Regions from separate parts of the Homo sapiens genome. Here region 1 is linked to region 2. A link is an interaction called in ENCODE POLR2A ChIA-PET data of the cell type or tissue named here. Cell type or tissue: Panc1. All regions are shown on one strand.

Region 1 (5,000 bases), 750 kb after region 2:
GGGATGGCGGCCGGGAAGAGGTGCTCCTCTTCCCAGACTGGGCGGCTGGGCAGAGGGGCTCCTCACATCCCAGACGATGGGCAGCCAGGCAGAGACGCTCCTCAGTTCCCAGACGGGGTGGCGGCTGGGCAGAGGCTGCAATCTCGGCACTTTGGGAGTTCAAGGCAGGCGGCTAGGAGGTGGAGGTTGTAGCGAGCCATGATCACGCCACTGTACTCCAGCCTGGGCAACATTGAGCACTGAGTGAATGAGACTCCGTCTGCAATCCCGGCACCTCTGGAGGCCGAGGCTGGCAGATCACTCGCGGTTAGGAGCTGGAGACCAGCCCAGCCAACACAGCAAAACCCCGTCTCCACCAAAAAAATATGAAAACCAGTCAGGCGTGGCGGCGCGCGCCTGCAATCCCAGGCACTCGGCAGGCTGAGGCAGGAGAATCAGGCAGGGAGGTTGCAGTGAGCTGAGATGGTGGCAGTACAGTCCAGCTTCGGCTCGGCATCAGAGGGAGACCGTGGAGAGAGAGGGAGAGGGAGACCGTGGGGAGAGGGAGACCGTGGGGAGAGGGAGAGGGAGACCGTGGGGAGAGGGAGAGGGAGACCGTGGGGAGAGGGAGAGGGAGACCGTGGGGAGAGGGAGAGGGAGAGGGAGACCGTGGGGAGAGGGAGAGGGAGAAGGAGAGGGAGACCGTGGGGAGAGGGAGAGGGAGAGCAAGAATTTTTTTCTACCTGTAAAAATATAGCATTAAATTCTTCAATATACATTTCGGCTTCATTTGTGAAGGGCCTGATTTTGTGATTGAGTTGTGTAGAATAAGTACATAAATGTGCAGACAGGATAGTACAGAAAAGAAAACATGGCCTGATTCATCATAGAATTGCCTTTTAATTCCTGGAAGTCAGGGGGAGCTAGTATTGAAAATGTGGGGAAATGGTGTGTCTTTTCACATGAAAGTTCTCACACATGTGGAGATAGTATTTATCTATTCAACGCCCCTCTGAACGCAAAACTTAGAAAAAAAGTTACATAGTACAGCTAATAGCACAGCTCTGCCTCTTGCTCTCTCTAGATCTTTTTTATTTTTGGTAGGGAGCTAGCAGAGGTTGTGCGACAGTCAACAAAGTATTTCTTGACAGATGTGGTGGGGAGGGGATTTGGGAAAGGGGTGTGGGTTGGAAGGATACCTATCCAGGTACTGTGCTCACTACCTGGGTTGGAAGGATACCTGTCCAGGTACTTGCTCACTACCTGGGTTGGAAGTGTACCTATCCAGGTACTGTGCTCACTACCTTGGTAACAGGATCATTTGCAACCAAGCCCCAACAACACGCAATTTACCCACGCAAAAAACCTGTACACGTGTCCTTTGAACCTAAAATAAATGTAGAAAAACAAGAAACTGAAAAAAATAAAATTATTCTACACCATTATTGACCAAAGAAAATGAAATAGATATAGGTTATTTAATTTTTAAAATACTGACATTTATAAAAATTATTCTCAATTTTTTTCAACTTGAAATGCTGCAGGTAATATTCATAAGTCTGCCTTTTATATATTTCTATCTCAATGAAAGAGTAACTTTTATGTTACTGTTAAAACAACAATATTAGAATACACAAATTTAAATAATAATATGTATAGATTCATAGCAGATGTCCACTGCTCTATGACTTTGCCTTGAATGCATAATTCTAGCTTTTAAATCATTAAAGAAAACAATGAAATAGGCATCATTGTAGCTCTTGTGAAATGTAAATGTAGATCTACTCTTTATCTCTTCTTTGTCCATCATTTTCTTCTTTTTCATTTACATATCATCTATAATATCCATTCTATAAAAATGAAAATAAGAACAGGATGAAGACTCATAATATCTTAATAGCTGATAATCTGAGTTGCTAACATCATAGGCTATGGTATGATGAAATTTGTATAGGTCCTTGTAAATTCCATCTCCATGGTATTACACTGAAGTAAACATATAAAAAGCGAGTGAAAGTGGCATTATTTATTATTCTGGAGATAAACTCTAATCTCTTTTAATTTAGACATTTTAAAAGACATATATGTTTTTAGTCATATGTGCATTTCTTAGGACCCATTTCTTTAGTAAGAGCTTTTAAAATTTACTCTTTCAAAATTCTTATGGATTTTTTGTATTATTTTACCAAAGTTTAAAGGCATGAATGTATTACTATCAGACCTAGATGGCACAAACCCTAACAAACCTCCCTCCCAAACCAAACCAAACCAAACCAAACCATTTTCCTTTTCCTTCCTTCCTTCCTTCTTCTCTCCCTTGTTTCCTCCCTCCCTCCCTCCCTCTAGCCCTCTCTTCCTCCCTTCCTTTCTCTTTCTTTCTCCCCCCCCTTTCTCCTTCCCTCCCTTCCTTCCTTCCTTCTTTCCTTCTTCTCTCCCTTGTTTCCTCCCTCCCTCCCTCTAGCCCTCTCTTCCTCCCTTCCTTTCTCTTTCTCCCCCTCCCTCCCTCCCTCCCTCCCTTCCTCCCTTCCTTCCTTCCTTCTTTGGCTTATAAAGCCAAAGCAAAGATAGTAAAATTTCATAAAAATAAGATAAAAGAAACAATGACTTTGTACAACTTATATAGGGACCTGGAAAGGGGTATTAATTTTGGGATAGGTAAAATTATTCAATGTCATATTATTTGATCAAAGTAATTAACTGACAAAACTAGTGTCCAATGATATAAGTATCCTAAAATTTTTTGAACTATATTTTCACCGCTTTTTTATATATTTCTACAATTCCTATCAAGAAGTCCAGCAAAGCATTGACATTAAATCTTCATACTGAGCATAATCAAATTTGCTTTTTTTATTATACACGAAATATTAGATGATAAACTATTGTTAAAATAACAGTGACAGTAGCAATTATTATCGTATTACATATTTGTTAATTCTTAAAAATTTATATTTTTAAAAAGCAGATTGTTTTACATTTTCTTATGTTATCTGAACACGACCACTGTTTCTTTCAACCTAAATCACTCCCTTCCCTCTAATAATCCACATCATAATTCTCATTAATATGTGTTCTTATGATCCTCAATTTTCATATAGTCATATACAGATAGACATATGTATAATATACTTTTCACATACACGAATACATATTTTTCTTCTTTTAATGCTAAAAATAAGATATTATTTTAAGAAATATTATCCTACTTTTCTACATCTTGGCTTCCTTACTCAACAATATCATATTGAAATGCTGATATATTGAATCTAATATGTTCCAATTAATATATTTTCATGTCTGTATAATATTATGTTTAGATATGTTTCTAAACATATCTAGTGATCATATTAGTGATTCCTCAAAGTGAGTGAAAACATTTATTTGCCCCTTATTTATTATAAATTATATTGTGATACACATCTTTGGTATACACAATTTTACATACTTGGTTTTATTATTACGAGATGTACCCACAGTTGCACAATTGCTCTGTTGAAAGCATATGGAATAATTAATTTTAATGGATTCTGGTACAGTCTTAAACATATCACTTACCAATACATCTTCACATCCCAACCAACAATAAGTATGTTTGTACTTCTTTCTAAATTTTTGCTAGTTAAATGGATATAAATAAAGTAGGTATTAGATTTTTCATTGTTAGTTTATATTTGTCTTATAGATCTAAATTCACAGTCTATAAAATGTATCATAAATGTGTTTTTCAAATTCAGCTGTTGTCTGTTGACTTTATTTAATGTAACTTTTGGTGTAAAATTTTAAAAATCTGCTTCCCGGACATAATCTTCTGGATTTTCTTTATTAGTTGAAAATACATAACCTTTATCTAAGTTGTATGTACTTCCCATAAAATGTCTTACAATTTTTTTCTATATAAAAAAGCAGATGTTAAGACTGCTTCCCAAATTTGTATTTATTATGCTATGGTATAAATCTGAATAAATCCTTAACCTGTTTAGTCTTAGTTTCATTATTTGTAAAATAGAGATGATGATAAATATCTCAATGTTATTATAAAAATCAGTTTTATTTAAAGATCAAATGTTATAATATATGTAAATAAATCACATGGTAGACTGTAAACACTACTATATAAATGTCAATTATTTTAATAAAGTAACAGGAAAAATATAAAAAATCATAAATAATTTTAAAGTATGTTTTTCAACTTTTATGCAGAAACCATGAAATTATAGTATAATTTTAGAAGACATTTTAGTCCCTAATATATTTCCTGATAAACCTGGATTTTTCTGCATAAGGATTTATGTTTTGTTTGAGTTGTTACAAAGTTATAACTTTAAAATCTAGTTTACTTTGTATAAATTTATTATCTCATTTAAAAATATTCTAGGTCGCTTCAGTGTTCTCAGGCAGTGGTAAATGAGTTAATGATATATTTGCTTAAGAAGAATTTCCTGTTTTCTGTTTTGGATACTTTGCTTTTTTGCAGTTTGCCTCTAATTTTATGAGAAAGTTGCATGGGGAAAAATGTGACAGTATAAGGCTATGCACAAAAATACCTTTGGAATAAACTATCTATCTTTAAATAATTAAAATTTGTATTCAGGAAGCAAATATTTAAGAGGAGAGTCAAGCATAGTTTGTTTGAATTAATAAAAAGATCAATGCTTCTAGTCATAAAACCAGCAACACCCCCTCTGTTACTTCATTCATGTTTTCTTATTGACTGATCAAAATCAGCCAAGGAAATCTATTACAAATAATCTTGTGGTGAAGTTTTTGTCTTCTTAGGGTGGGAATTATAATTTGGCATTCATCTATTCGATTTTGGAATACCTCCCCTCCTGCCTGATATACCCAGAGATCAAATTCCTATATAAACTCTTAAAACCCCCTTATCCAGACACATGCTATTTCCTTGGCCTGGATTTTTCTTTCCTGCCCTGCTTTGCTTAAACATTCTTATTCTTTTTTTTTTCCTTCTGATCCCTACTGTAACATCAGCTTCTACATGACATCTTCAGAAGTTTTCTACC
Region 2 (5,000 bases):
CCTTTGGCAAGAAAAGAAAGATGGGCTGAACTCCCAACACTTGGCGAAATATCCCCTTTCCTGAAAGTGTTGGGTGGAGGGTGGGGGTGCTGGAAGAATCTGTCCTCAGTATGTATCCTGTTCTATCCTACACACTTTCAATCAATAGTGCCACCGTGTTGGGTCAGGTTCCAAGCTCTCCCTCTCCTTGCCTTTCTATGACCAGTGACCTGTGCACTTGCCCTGATAGCTTTCTCTTTATAAAGCTGACTTTAAAACTGACAACAAAAGTAGCAGTTAACAGTTACACAAGAGGAGATGAGGAAACCTCAGGCTGGTGACTGTGTTTGTTCATCAACTGACATTTGGGTGCCTTCTGAAGAAGCAAAGAAACAGCAGGGCACAGTGTAATTTGAACGAGAGAGACAAGGTGCTGGTCAAAGCAAGAAAATCCTAACTGGGGTGGAACGAAGTGTGGGAAACTCTCTCTAGAATTTCACTGATTAACCATTGATAAAATAACAGAAGTCTATTTTTCCCCTCTCAGGGCCCCTTTTATTCACATGCTGAATGTGAAAAGTAAGACATCCAACTTACCTAAGCTTTACACTGTGCTAATTGTGTATGAGAGACTGTCATTTGAGAGTGTAGCCTCAAATCTCTTTTCTGAAGGACTTGGTGCAGAGCACATGCCCTGTCACCTCCTCTCTCCTTTGAGGGGGTGCTGATGAGCACAACAGTTGATTCTTTCATCCTTACTGTTTGTTTTTCAGGAGGTATGTGGCATTTGTTTTTTGGTCTCACCTTCCTCAACTCCTGTACCAGCAGGATTCCTCCCCTTCCATTCTCTTCAGGAGGCATATTTCCATGTCAAAGACCTCTCTGGAGAGAAAGCCTCTTTTTCTTCCACCCTCTGCCTTGTTTTTGCCCGAATCACCTTAACTCCCTCCTTCCCAGCCCTGTTCCACAATAACCATGGCAAGGAACAAAACATGATTTAGAAATCGAATCCCCAGAAAAAGCCAGCTTTATTCTATGAGGGATAAGAGCAGTTAAATTGCCCTAAAAAAAAAATCAAGTTGTTGTAAGAAGGAATGATTGCTATCTCTTGCTGTAAACATAGAAATAAGAATTATTCTTTGGTGAAACTGTAGATTTTCCTTAGGAAAAATGGAAATGCCGAGACCACTACACACAGCTGGGTAAATTCATGGCAGGCTAATAGAAGAATTTATATGGGGGGAGTGAGCATACTTTAACTTGTCTTCTATCTATAGACAGTCTCCTGATATCCTCATCCAATAGGATGAATGGGTAATTGAAGTGGACACAAAGAAGGCTCTTCTATTCCGTGTTCCTGTTCTTCTAGGGTTGGGGAACCTTGGAACTTATTCCTACTCTTGCACTTTGGGAAGATCTTGGGAACCCAAATCCATTTATTCCCTGTAAATTGTGCCAAGATCAGAAGGCAGTCATGAAAGGGCTTCATTTGGGAGTGGTTTTTGGTGGTTTCGCTCAATGCTGTTTGAACCCAACTAAGGCATTTTCCTCAAGCCATCAAAAGCCCAAGAAATCTTCTGCACTAACCACCCATTCATAAGGAACTCAAGCTTATTAGCTCTTATCTGGTACCAGAATACATACCCCATTGGTCTTTGGATGACAGCCCTCTGGGCTCCCCACAGTAAAAGGTAGTCTTAGAACCAGAGGAAAAATCAAAGTCTCCTGGATCCTATGTATTTCTCATGTCCTAGGACTTGCCCCCTCTCCTCCTATGCTGGAGTTGCTTGAGTTATACAGAAACACTGGACAAAAAGCCTGCTCTCTTCTTTCCCTAGATAGTTCACAAAATATTCCTTTAGTTTGCAATGCTCTTCCCCTTTTTGATGCTGGCTGACTTCCACTTGGCTGACTCTTACATCCAATTAATTCTGAAGCCTTTGAAAACTCTGTTAGATGTTCTTCCTATATAATGTCACAACTGGCAGAATGAACAAATAAAACAATCATTGGGAAGAAATAAAAGCGTCACAAAACCTTCCAATTCCTTGCACTTTACCTCTTTTTTATGTGGTACTTGGTTGCACTAATGACCTCTTCTCTTTTATTCTAGAAAATGTTGACCTGTGTCTCTCTCTGAAACCAGAAAGAGCACAGTCCTAAAAGTAATGAGTAGCGGGACTCATTTAATATCTTTTATGTATAATGGGAAATTCAGGAAACACAGGAAGTATTTTCACTGGAGAGGTCAACCTGGAACATTCATTTCCAAAGTTACCTAAAGATTATACAGAAGTAGACACAACTTTGGTTTTCAGATAGCTTACCATCAAGTACTCGGATAAAGCACTAATATTACTTTTCTATTGTTGTTACAAATTACCACAACTTTAGTGGTTTAAAACAACACAAATGTATTAGCTTATAGTTCTGTAATTCAGAGGTTTGGGCATGGTTCAACCTTGTTCTCTGCTCAGGGTCTCACATTCAAGTATTAGTTGAGCTGAGTTCTTTTTTCTTTATTATTTTTATTTTTAATTTTTGGTGGTGCACAGGAGGTGTATGTATTTATGGGTTACATGAGATATTTTGATACAGGCATGCAATGAGTAATAACCAAATAAGGGTGAATGGTATATCCATTCCCTCAAGCATTTACTCTTCGTGTTACAAACAATCCAATTACACTCTTTCAGTTATTAAAAAATGTACAATTAAATTATTTTTGACTATAGTCACCCTGTTGTGCAAGGAAATACTACGTCTTATTCATTCTATATAACTATATTTTTGTACCCGTGAACTCTCCCTAGTTCCTCCCCACCCTCCCCAGCCTCTAGTAAGCAACCTTCTACTTTCTATCTCCATGAGTTAAATTATTTAAATTTTTAGCTCACACAAATAAGTGAGAACATGTGAAGTCTGTCTTTCTGCGTTTGGCTTATTTCACTTAACATAATGACCTCCAGTTCCATCTGTGTTGTTGCAAATGACAGGATCTCATTCTTTTACAGCTGGAGTAGTGTTCTATTGTGAATATGTACCACATTTTATTTATCCATTCATCTGTTGATGGACACTTAGGTTGTTTCCAAATCTTGACTAATGTGAACAGTGTTGCAAAAACATGGGAGTGCATATATCTCTTTAATACGCTGATTTCTTTTCTTTTGGGTATATACTGAGGAGTGGGATTGCTGGATCATAAGATAGCTCTATTTTTAGTTTTTTGAGGAGCCTCTGAGTTGTTCTCTATTGTGGTTGTACTATTTTACACTCCCATGAACAGTATATGAGGTTTCCCTTTTCTCCACAACGTAGCCAGCATTCATTATTGCCTGTGTTTTTGATAAAAGCCATTTTAACTCGGGCGAGATATCTCATTGTAGTTTTGATTTGCATTTCTCTGATGATCAATGATGTCGAGCCCCTTTTCATATACTTGTTTACCATTTGTATGTGTTCTTTTGAGCAATGACTATTCAGATCTTTTGCCCATTTTTAATTGGATCATTAGATTTTTTTCCTACACAGTTGTTTGAGCTCTTTATATATTCTGGTTATTAATTCCTTGTCAGATGGGTGATTTTAAAATATTTTCTCCCATTCTGGGGTTTGTCTCTTCACTTTGTTGATTGTATACTTTGTTGTGCAGAAGCTTTTTAATGTGATGTGATCCCATTTGTCCATTTTTGCTTTGGTTGCTTGTGCTTATGGAGTATTGCTCAAGAAATCTTTGCCAAATCTAATGTCTTAGACGTTTTCCCCAATGTTTTCTTGTAGTAGTTTCATAGTTTTAGGTCTTACATTTAAGTCTTTAATCCACTCTGATTTGATTTTTGTATATGGAGAGAGGTAGGGAAATAGTTTCATTCTTCTGCATATAGATATCTAATTTCCAGCATCATTTATTGAAGACTGTCCTTTCCCAATGTGTGTTCTTAGTACCTTTGTCAAATATGAGTTCACTGGGCCGGGCGCGGTGGCTCACGCCTGTAATCCCCGCACTTTGGAAGGCCGAGGCAGGCGGATCACGAGGTCAGGAGCTTGAGACCAGCCTGGCCAACATGGTGAAACTCCATCTCTTCTGAAAATACAAAAATTAGCTGGGCATGGTGGTGGGTTCCTGTAATCCCAGCTACTTGGGAGGCTGAAGCAGGAGAATCGCTTGAACCCGGGAGACAAGAGGTTACAGTGAGCCAAGATCGCGCCAGTGCACTCCAGCTCGGGCAACAGGAGCAAAACTCCGTCTCAAAAAAAAAAAAAAAAAGGAGTTCACTGTAGATGTATGAATATATTTCTGGGTTCTCTATTCTGTTCCACTAATCCGTGTGTCTTGTTTTTATGCAAGCACTGTACTGTTTTGGTTACTATAGCTCTGTAGTATAATTTGAAGTCAGGTAATGTGATTCCTCCAGTTTTTTTCTGTTTGCTTAGGATAGCTTTGGCTATTCTGGATCTTTTGTGGTTATGTATAAATATTAGGACTGCTTTTTCTATTTATGTGAAGAATGTCATTGGTATTTTCATAGGGATTGCATTAAATGTATAAATTACTTTGTGTAGTATGGACATTTAAACAATATTGATTCTTCCAATCCATGAACATAGAATATCTTTCCTTTTTTTGTGTGTCTTCTTTTTTTGCATCAATGTTTTATAGCTTTCATTGTAGAGATCTTTCACTTCTTTGGCATTTTATTTTATTTTATTTGTACCTATTGTAAATGGGATTCCTTTCTTGATTTCTTTTTAAGTTTATTTTCTCTTGGCATATAGAAATGCTACTGATTTTTGTATGTTGATTTTGTATCCTGCAATTTTACTGAATTTGTTTATCAGTTCTAATAGTTTTTTGGTAGAATTTTTAGGTTTTTCCCAAGCATAAGATTATATCATCTGCAAACAAGGATAATTTGAATTTTTCCTTTCCAGTTTGGATGCCCTTTATTTATTTTTTGTGCCTGATTGCTCTAGCTAGGATTTCCAGTACTATGTTGAATAACAGTGGTGAAAGTGGG

Evidence for each region. Peaks named below come from ENCODE experiments on the same cell type or tissue, not always from the same donor. Only the 100,000 strongest peaks of a DNase experiment are listed, where the experiment ranks them.
Region 1: POLR2A ChIA-PET joins it to region 2 with 10 read pairs; 1 of 35 experiments calls an interaction of 5 or more read pairs at or near these places.

What each region holds. Positions count from the first base shown.
Region 1 is chr6:140,374,145-140,379,144 of GRCh38, forward strand. No RefSeq gene overlaps it. Among named protein-coding and RNA genes, the nearest start is that of MIR3668, 170 kb to the left of the region's middle. RefSeq lists an enhancer at 78-919. In Panc1, no CTCF peak of the experiment used is centred here; no DNase peak of the experiment used is centred here; H3K27ac peaks cover 206 bases.
Region 2 is chr6:139,626,561-139,631,560 of GRCh38, forward strand. No RefSeq gene overlaps it. Among named protein-coding and RNA genes, the nearest start is that of FILNC1, 140 kb to the right of the region's middle. In Panc1, no CTCF peak of the experiment used is centred here; no DNase peak of the experiment used is centred here; H3K27ac peaks cover 2,118 bases.